Linked DNA regions of Homo sapiens: regions 2 and 3 are each linked to region 1. Evidence: chromatin contacts called from ENCODE Hi-C data. All regions are on one chromosome and are shown on one strand. Each heading gives the region's core, a stretch centred on a gene start or an enhancer-like site at or near the end of the contact. The rest is flanking DNA. Distances are from core to core; before and after follow the strand shown.

Evidence for each region. Hi-C counts contacts between places; a loop is a spot of excess contacts on that map. Pooled maps may share reads with other maps.
Region 2: a map with no recorded cell type shows a loop between it and region 1 (3-fold over the local background). The contact joins the promoter of LRRN3 here to the enhancer-like site in region 1. A Hi-C loop is called at or near these places in 4 of 37 single-sample maps with no recorded cell type and 5 of 50 pooled maps.
Region 3: a loop to region 1 is called in a pooled map, with 5 times the contacts of the local background. The contact joins the promoter of TMEM168 here to the enhancer-like site in region 1. A Hi-C loop is called at or near these places in 3 of 37 single-sample maps with no recorded cell type and 3 of 50 pooled maps.

What each region holds. Positions count from the first base shown.
Region 1 is chr7:112,080,011-112,082,992 of GRCh38, reverse strand. All of the region lies in intron 1 of DOCK4 (dedicator of cytokinesis 4), which reads left to right. Among named protein-coding and RNA genes, the nearest start is that of DOCK4, 120 kb to the left of the region's middle. RefSeq lists an enhancer at 2,429-2,478. Within about 2 kb of position 1,599, at least 14 of the 41 ENCODE cell types and tissues checked have a DNase peak (open chromatin) inside an H3K27ac peak, as active enhancers do.
Region 2 is chr7:111,089,605-111,092,586 of GRCh38, reverse strand. It overlaps LRRN3 (leucine rich repeat neuronal 3), which reads right to left and starts at 1,460. Exons shown (of 3, transcript NM_001099658.2): 1 at 1,083-1,460. The region is part of intron 3 of IMMP2L (inner mitochondrial membrane peptidase subunit 2); the gene reads left to right.
Region 3 is chr7:112,789,018-112,791,999 of GRCh38, reverse strand. TMEM168 (transmembrane protein 168) reads left to right here and starts at 1,607. Exons shown (of 5, transcript NM_022484.6): 1 at 1,607-1,840. RefSeq lists an enhancer at 1,219-1,348.

The DNA.
Region 1 (2,982 bases), core at 350-2,849:
AGTAGACCCAGTGGACTTTAAATTGACCATCTCCATAATACATTAAAAGTAATAAAGTGGTTTTTATTTAAATACATTCTAGAATAAATGATACTTTAATTTAAAATTTATTTCTAGCTAAGTCATATGGGTAGGATTTTACCAAGTTTAAAAAATTATATATTTTTCAGATACATGAATAGCACTACCAATCTCAGTTGTTTCTGATATAAAATGTCTCAGCAAGTACTGTGGTGATTAGTATTTCTCTCTCCTTTCTCTTTTTCTATATAGTAAACTATAAGCCTTAAATCGTTAAGTGTAATGTAATCTGAGGAGAGAGAGTGAGTTGACTACTATCCATAAATACCTCTACATCTCCTTTAGTCGAGGGTTTAATATTAACAATACATTCTCTGTAGGCTTTTCCGGTTTCTTACAGGAAGAGAAAAATAATTTTGTAGCGAACAACAATTACGAAATTTATTTGATTTGCTGGGAAATCCCAGCGTGCCTATGGGTTGCCAATCCTATTATCCCCCAGTAAAGGAGTAGGGAAGGTAGATTTTGTACCACAGCAACCACCCCCGCTATTTCTAGCCATTCTTCCTTTTTTTCTCTGGCTTTCCTGTGAAATTACCAACTTCCTACCTGGCTTGCTGCTAATTGTTCAGACCCACAAATGGGGGCATGGTGATGGCTGTTGTTTCCTCTACTGACATTACAATAATGTATGAGACTCTCAGGGTTAACTGTGTATTTGAGATTTCACTAAGCATGATTGCATTAACATAGATTTCCTCTCCAGTCATGACACAAATTTTTAAAAAGTTTTTCAGGTTCAATATTTCATTACTACTGTTCCCTCTGCATCTACCCTTCCTACCATTTACTATGTGTCTATTCCATGACAGGTGCGGAGCTAAGAACTCTACATGTATAATGTCATGTAATTCCCCACGCCTCTCCAGCGTAGGTACTCTGATGACATCCATTTGTCACATGAGTATTCTGAGGCTGGGAGAACCTTCAGTGACTTGCCCAATTTGTCACAGAGCTGGTAAGAGGCAGAGCAGGGCCCCAACCCAAGTCTGTCTCTGGACTCATGAGCACTAGGAGATCTTGCGCATTACTCTGTGATCTTCCTCTTTTGGTCTTCACATTTTATACTGTGATACCTTAGATAGTTTTCCCTCTTTTTATTCTTGAGCCCCAGATCCAATTTACCATCTTTCTTTTTGACCCCTTCAAGAGAACAGCTACAAATAAATTATTTAATTTAATCAGCATTTATTAAACATCAGCTGTGTGTGGAGTATTGACGGGCACTGGAACTACCAAGATTTGTTTATTTTTCTGTCTACAAAACATTTGAGATAACTGACAAAGTACGTAAAATAAGAAAGGGATAAAAATAAGTTGCAAGACCTTTAAGACATAGTGACTTTCCTCCTGGGATCTTTCTAGAAGAATCCCACTTGAGAGTGGTTCTTCATGTTCTTGTTTTGTCTCCTTGACCTGCTCTGTGGGACATAATGAGTGTTCATCTGCACTTTTCGTGTCAGGCTTCCCTCAAGGACTCTGTCCTCACCCTGAGTCTGGGATGAAAGCCACCCTGATTTGTGACTGTAATAACCAGCTTCTCCTAAAAAGTTGGTGGTGTTAGGGATATCTTCACATGGATTGTCTTGTTTCCATGTGAAATAGTGTCTTAGAGCCCTGAGAAGTAGCTGTCATGTGGAAACGGAGTCATGCTTGCCTGCATTCTGTGTGTCTCCTCCAAACCTCACTACTTCCTTGAATTGCCCACAGGATTCGCATTCCTGTCTGACTGCGGGTTCCTTCTTCCTGTTTCGATTCTTTTTTCATGGGCTTTTTGCACCACTACCCGCCTTCCTGTCTCAGTATTTTTGTTGCTGGCTCATCCTTCTTGTCTTCTCAGATGTCAGCCTCCTATCCGTGGCCTGTGGGCTACTTGGCGGACCCTCTAGAAATGTACCTCGACAGTTGTTCATGTCTTTTAACAATTTCTTTTATATTGTTGAGCAGATGGAACAATTATTTAAGTCTATTTTCATTCCTCATACCCCACAAATCTACACAAGTGTTTAGTGACATAAGTGTAAATATTATTGAAACATCAAAATATCTTGCTGTCTGCATCCAGTTGCTAGTTCACAGCATTCAGGTGACAGTGGCTGTATTTGTAGAGCCTGAGGAAAATGACATAAGATGTTTTCTTTGACAGTGGTTGTCTTACGTATTTGGATATACCCATTGTGTAAATATGCGTTGAACGAAGGAGCTGTGTCATCCACATCTAACAGAGGTGAAAACAAAAGTCTACCATAAGGTCTGTCTGCCTTTAGCCAAATGGGAAGTGATGTTTCTGCACATTGTCACAAGTGCGTAGCCAACCATAACCTCTTCTTGAGCAACTTAAGCTGGCACAGGAAATCTGAGACATGACTAAATGACGTGTCAGGAAAGAAGAATTTCTGAAATGTTGTTTAAACAAAAACTGGCAGATATGTAACATTTCTCTATCAATGCAAGAAATCATCCTACATGAAAAAGGAAGCTCAAAATTTTGTTTATGTAAAAACTTTTTTAAATTACTTGAGTTTTGTTAACATTTATCCTTTTACATAGGGTTGCTAAAGTTAGCGAATAAATTATAGGATACCCAGTTAAAATTTAATTTCAGGTAAACAACAAATAGATTTTTAGTATAAGTAGGTCCCATGAAATGTTTATGACATATATATACTAAAAACTCATTCATTATTTAATCTAAAATTTATATTTAGCTTGGCATCCTATATTTTGTCTGGCAACCCTCCTTTTAAGAAAATCTAATAATCCATATTTACCTGATAGGTAAATTAGAATACTGATTCTTTTTTGAATGAAAATAATGTATTTTTTTAAATTTTTCTAACTTTAGTTCCTCTAATAGAAATTAATTTAGATAACTAAGGAACCATAGGAATTTAAAAGCTG
Region 2 (2,982 bases), core at 211-2,710, 990 kb after region 1:
CAGTAATATTTATGGTACCAGAGCACACTATTTTCTAGGTAGATATTTTGAACCTTTACTTCTATTTTTGTTTTCACATTATCCCCTTTTCACTAAATTAGGACGGTTCTACTCATATTCATAGCCTGCTTTCACTGAAATTAGAGGCAGAGAAACAAGGACATATTGTTAAAAATGAATAAATTAGAGCCGAATTAAGCCATCCAGCTCAACAACAGCAAAGGGAATATAGCAGTTGGTTAGAACAAACAATTTTCTTAAATAGGAAATGTACTTTAAAGCCATCCTGCTGTGATCCTGTTAATTACCAAAGATTAGAACTCTTCTGGTTCATGGGATCCTTTCACCTAGTGTGTGGCAGTTCCAGCTGCATTAGCAATCAGACATTTGCACTGTCCCTTCAGACCAGCGAGGGGATGTTATTAAAGGGAAGTCATTTACCCCAGTCCGTAAGATGTAGCCTGGCAGAAATTCAATAACTGTTTGTGATATGCTCATTCTGCTACTCTGCTTAGTGGTTTAGCTCTTAACATACAACAGCATTTGCCTTAATTTGCATCCACTGGATGAGACAAAATAAAAATGCCCCATTTGGTGGGTTGATTTCAAAACAGAGAATAATGTGTGATCTGCTTTTCACTACAAATAATGTGAAGAAAAAGGAAAATTGCACCCCATCACCCGTGACTCTCCTCTCCTCTCTGTCTCCTCTCTGTCTTCTCTCTTCCCCATCTCCTTCTCTCTCCCTCTCCTCCTCTCTTCTCCCCCACTGTTCCCTTCTCTTCTGTCTCCCTCCTTTTTCTCCTCCCCCCAACACTGCTTTTTCTCTCCCACTCACATCCTCTAATGGGCATTCAAGCTAGTAAAATGCATGTTGGAGAATCTCACAAACACAGCTAGGCACACACAGAGCCAGCTGGGTTTTGCATGTGAATTTCTTCTCAAAAGTGCAATAAAAGAAAAATGCTCTTAGAATTCAGACAAGAAGAAGACATCAAAGGAGGATTTAGGTGTAAAAACATGATCATCGAAGAGACAAGAAATAGAACGTATTTTAAAATATATGTGTATTTTAAACTTACCTTGAAAAGCAGTTTCAGTGCTAGCCCACCTCCGATGTCCTTGCGTGCTGGATTCCTCAGTTCCTTGGTTGAGATAATCACATGGTTGTGTTCTTGCCCGGTATAAATAGGTGCATTTGTGTGTCTGTGTAACAAAGTGTACAAAATATATACTATAGATATGCACACATGCACGCAATCTTATCTCTCTATTTTAAAATATAAAGGAAGGCAGGAGGCTGCAGCCGGGATTCCTTCTTTTTCCTGGAACTCTTTTTCTCAGTCGGCAGGCTGAGGCTCTCAATCCAGTGAAGAGAGATCCTGTGAGCTGGCTTTATTTTTCCTTGTTTCCATGGTGGTTAGTGGTGCATCGTTCACCCGATCAGTTGTCACACTGACATGGTGCTGCCTGCTCAGCGGTCATTAATAACTGAACACCCTCCACTCCCCAGAGAGGAGCCAATCGCTTCAGACAGCCAAGATGTAGCACTCGCAGCTGCTCCAGTCTGGTTGGCTGAAACAAACTGTCTGTTCTATGACACTGCTGCTTAGGATACAAATAAATGAAACAGGCTTGCATGTTTTCCTAGGTATCATTTTCCTTCTTTTTTTTCCTTTCTGAGGGAATGTTGGGAATTTTTGACAAGTTTTCTCAATTTTAGGTTATCAGTCATTCAGAGAAATATGTTTTCAGTCTGCAAATAGAGAGGACACACTACTGATAAGGATTTCCTAAATATTAAAAACACCTGGTAGAGACTCAAACCTCCAACTCCGTCTCTGAAGTTCAGCAATGACTGCATTATTTAAGAAGAGAAGCTTGCAACTGTTTTGAGTGGCATTTGGTTCTCTATAGATCCTACTTAATTTAGCATATGTGCTTGGTGTTCAATAACACTTTTTTTTTTTTTTTTTTAGCAATGACATTTCTTGTCTGGATTGACCAGATTTTTAAAATAAAGCATATATTTGCCTCTCTGTAATTCACAACATTGGCATTTGAGGGGGTACTTTTTAAAAATATGTATTTCTAATTATACTCACTGACTTCTCTTTATATGATGTAATAAATCTAGGAGCTACATATGAATGGGTACATGTGTAGGTGTGTTTGTGTATCTGTGAGTGTGTGTGTGTATTTAGGATGTATTTTTTACCACTCTGGGGAAATATTTCGATTGTAATAAGTTAAATTATTTAAAAGACTATCTTTATTCTTAGGCCTATTAACTCTGAAAGGATATTTCCCAGGAAAATATACTATATAAGCCATACATGTAAAACATTTTTATTAATTACCAGAAATTTGGAAAACACAGAAACACATAGCAGTGCATATTTCTGAAAGAACATACATGAAAAATCAAAAAGCAGTTTTAAAAATGCATGTTTTACAACCTTAATTAGTATACTAGAGAAACATCTTGTTGAGGAGAATGGAACATGAGGATTAATATATCAACAGGTCAAAAGCAGGCTAGTCATGACTCCAACCCCAGTTTTGAGAGACTACCCTCTAGTGGAGTAAAGAGAAATGGCACTTATTAGATTTACTTAGGAAAAAAAAAACAAAACCTTCACATCTAATTGCTCCTTAAGTGCTTATTGACATGACATAGAACAATAGTTTGCAGTTATTATAATAATAATAATACCAGGAAAAATTTTAAACAGTAGGCTTGTCTTTAAATACTGAATATTTTCACTCTGTAGTTTTCTAGAAACAGTTCCCAAATGTTTTTTTCTATAAGAATTTATTCAAATGAATCAAAATAAGTTCAAGATAAAAGTAGCATCTCATTTAACCTAATACTTATTTCAGAATATTATTGTAAGGTTTTATTATTTACTGGATACTCTAGTATTTACTCAGAAAGCACTGAGTCAGTTCTGTATGTTAGGGATCATGGTTGAGTGTTGG
Region 3 (2,982 bases), core at 358-2,857, 710 kb before region 1:
GTACACCCCACGCAAATATAGTGGCCCACAATCAGTCTGATAGCGGAAAGCAACCAATCAGAGCCTGAAGCGAAGTTACAAAGGTTACACCCTATGCAAACATTTAATTAGTTATGGAAAGCAACCAATCCGAGGTACTTTCAATTTTCCGTCTGCCACGCAGAAAAGGGCGGTGGTGGGGGAGGGGGCCGGGTCCCTTTGTTACTTAGCTGTGGAAAGTTGGGGCTTTCCTTTTGATTTAGTTCTAGAAAGTCAGCATGAATCAGCCGTAAGTTCCTTGCCTCCAGACCCTATTGTCCTGCCTCACAGCTATGTAGTACAGAGTCTGTCACAGGCTACCCAGAAATGTACACAGAGACTGTTAACAGGCTACAGAACAGATTGGGAAAGGGCTCTGGGGTTGTGACCCTCACCAAGCACAGGCATCTTGCATCTCTGACATGTTAATGGTGGATGCCAGCACTCTCACTACTGCCTCGGAAGCTTACCTTGCTGTTAGGGATGGGTTCTCGATCTCTACACTTGCTATACTCCTACAGGTGACCTGGGAGTGTAGCTTTCTGTGCCTTTTTTGACTCATGGCTTCCAGCGGGTACACATGATTAGTTAAACAAGTGTTCAGCATTTCAGCGGCAGCCATTAGACTCTTAACTCAGGTGGGGAATTCTCCAAATACGGAAGGGGATTCAAATGGGGGGCATAATAAATGTATATAAATGTCCATTAAAGGCAAGTTGAGTTGGAAGTGATGACAATATATTTGAGTAGAAACATCTAGCAGGTAGTTGGAAATGTGGCACTCGTGTTCCCCAGAGAGCTAGTTACAGATTTGGGAAGTTGAGTTGTGATTGCTTTTAAAATCAGGAGTCTAGAGAGAATCTAACTCAAAATTTTCATCCACATATGCAGAATCTCAATCTGAGAGTTGTTCATTCCTATAGATGTGCTGGCCACACCAACCCCCAACATCTATTATGAAAATTAGGAAATTCACACTCTATTATGGAAAATAGGAAAAATATATAGATAATACATGCAAAACAAGTGGGAGGAGAGAACTACGGATCGTGGAGAGCCTATTGCATATTATTATTTTACAAATATTTAAGTGCCAACTATGTGTCAGGCACTATGCTAAGGTGATTTAATGTTGAGCAAAACCCGACATGTCCCTGCATTTGAGGAACTGAAAGGTCTGAGGGAGGGCCTAAGGAGCTTGGGCCTTAGCTGGTTACAAAGCCATATATTATGCCATATATATTAATGAGCAGCAACGCCTCCCGCAGTATTTACAGCCCACGCGTGGCAGTCCTGTCCACCCTGTCCCCGTTCGGTCCAGCCCGAGGCGGTGGCCTAGATGCTTGATGGGCACTGTCAGCCTGATCTTTGGTGGTCTTCCCGCTGTCTGTTCTCAGCTGCTGATTCCAGGTCCCAGGAGTCGACTTTGGCTTGAGGAAGGCAGGCGCCTTAGGTGGGGCAGTTGACACTCGCGCAGCGCCTTGCTCACCTGAGTGTGTGGCGGCGCGCGGGTTTGGGCGGGGAGGGGGCCGGGCCTCGGGAAGGAGGCGCGCCGCGCAGTTTGACCCCGGCGGCGTTCCGTACCGTCGCGGATTTCGGCGGCGGAAACATGGCGGTCGCGGCCGGGCCGGTAACGGAGAAAGTTTACGCCGACACTGGCCTGTATTAGCGCGTATGGCCTCGGGCCCTCGTTCCCCAAGGCGTGCCGCCTCCCTGTTCTCAGTCGCAGGCTGAAGCCTTGTCTGCTCTCCTCCTTTTTGGTTTGGTTTTGGAACTGACTCCGAGGGTTGGGAGAGCGCGTTGGTGGCGACGGCCGAGTCAGGTAGGGAGAAATGGGTGGACGGCAGGGCGGCGAGATCTAGGCATAGACACTGCCAGGGCTCCGCGTGGTCCGGACCCCAAGCTCCGCCCAGTCGGCCTCCCAGGGCCGGGGTAGGATACCTGCCTCTGGAGGAGTTGACAGTGGTGGTTGGAGATTGGAGGGTGTGGGAGCGCCTCTCCGTATTTCGCAAGGGTTCCCCCTCAACTGGGCGCCACGTTGTGGTCGCGTTCTCCGAGGCAGAGGATGGTGGAGAACAGCCAAGCTCCTTGTCGGACCTCCCACATCTCGCTAGAAGGAGGCCGAAAGGGAGAGAAATTGCTGTTGCTGCTCTAGTGCTGAGGAGTTTGATATTCTAGATGACATTTTCCTCGTATGAGATGGCTCAAAGAGTTATCAGTAATTCAGAACTGAAGCACTGAAATTCCCTGTTTTTTCAGTGTAGTTCTTTCAGCCTTGACACTTCTAGATGGGACAGAGTTTCTGAGTGAAAGATAATGCAAGTGATACGGTATGCCTCAAGCCATTCCCTAGAGGTAGGACATGGAGAGAGAATTGGTTTGGAAGAATTTGGGTGAATTAAGTAAAGACTGGTGGAAAGCTGAAATAGAAACCAAACATTCATGGACTCTCCCTTAGTTCTACTAGTTATTAGTTGTGGGATATAGCTAAGTTCTGTATTCTCTTTAGGCATTAGTAAGTGTCCAATGGTGACTATTGTTGTTAAATGTAGTTATTTCTTTATTAGTCTTTATTTTTCAACAAGTATTTATTGAATACCTTCTTGATGCCGGATTTTTGCTAGTCACTGGGTGTACAGTATTGAAGACAAACCCTCAGAGACCTTTTGATCTAGTGGGAAATGCAGACATGAAATAAGTGATGGTATGTAACAGAGAAAGTATGGGGGTCATGTAATGGGGAGGGGGCAGGGATAATCTCTTAAGAAAATGATTTATCTGAGACCTGAAGAGTTGGAATAAGCCAGGTGTGAGCACTGGGGTGGGGCCAGGAGGAGGAAAAGGAGTGTACCTGGCAAGGGAATAGCATTTGTGCAGTTTGTAATTGAAAGGTCAGTAAGGTTGGAAAATAAAGTGTGAGAGGAAAACTGGTAACAGATAAGGCAGGAGAGTTATTCAGGCCCA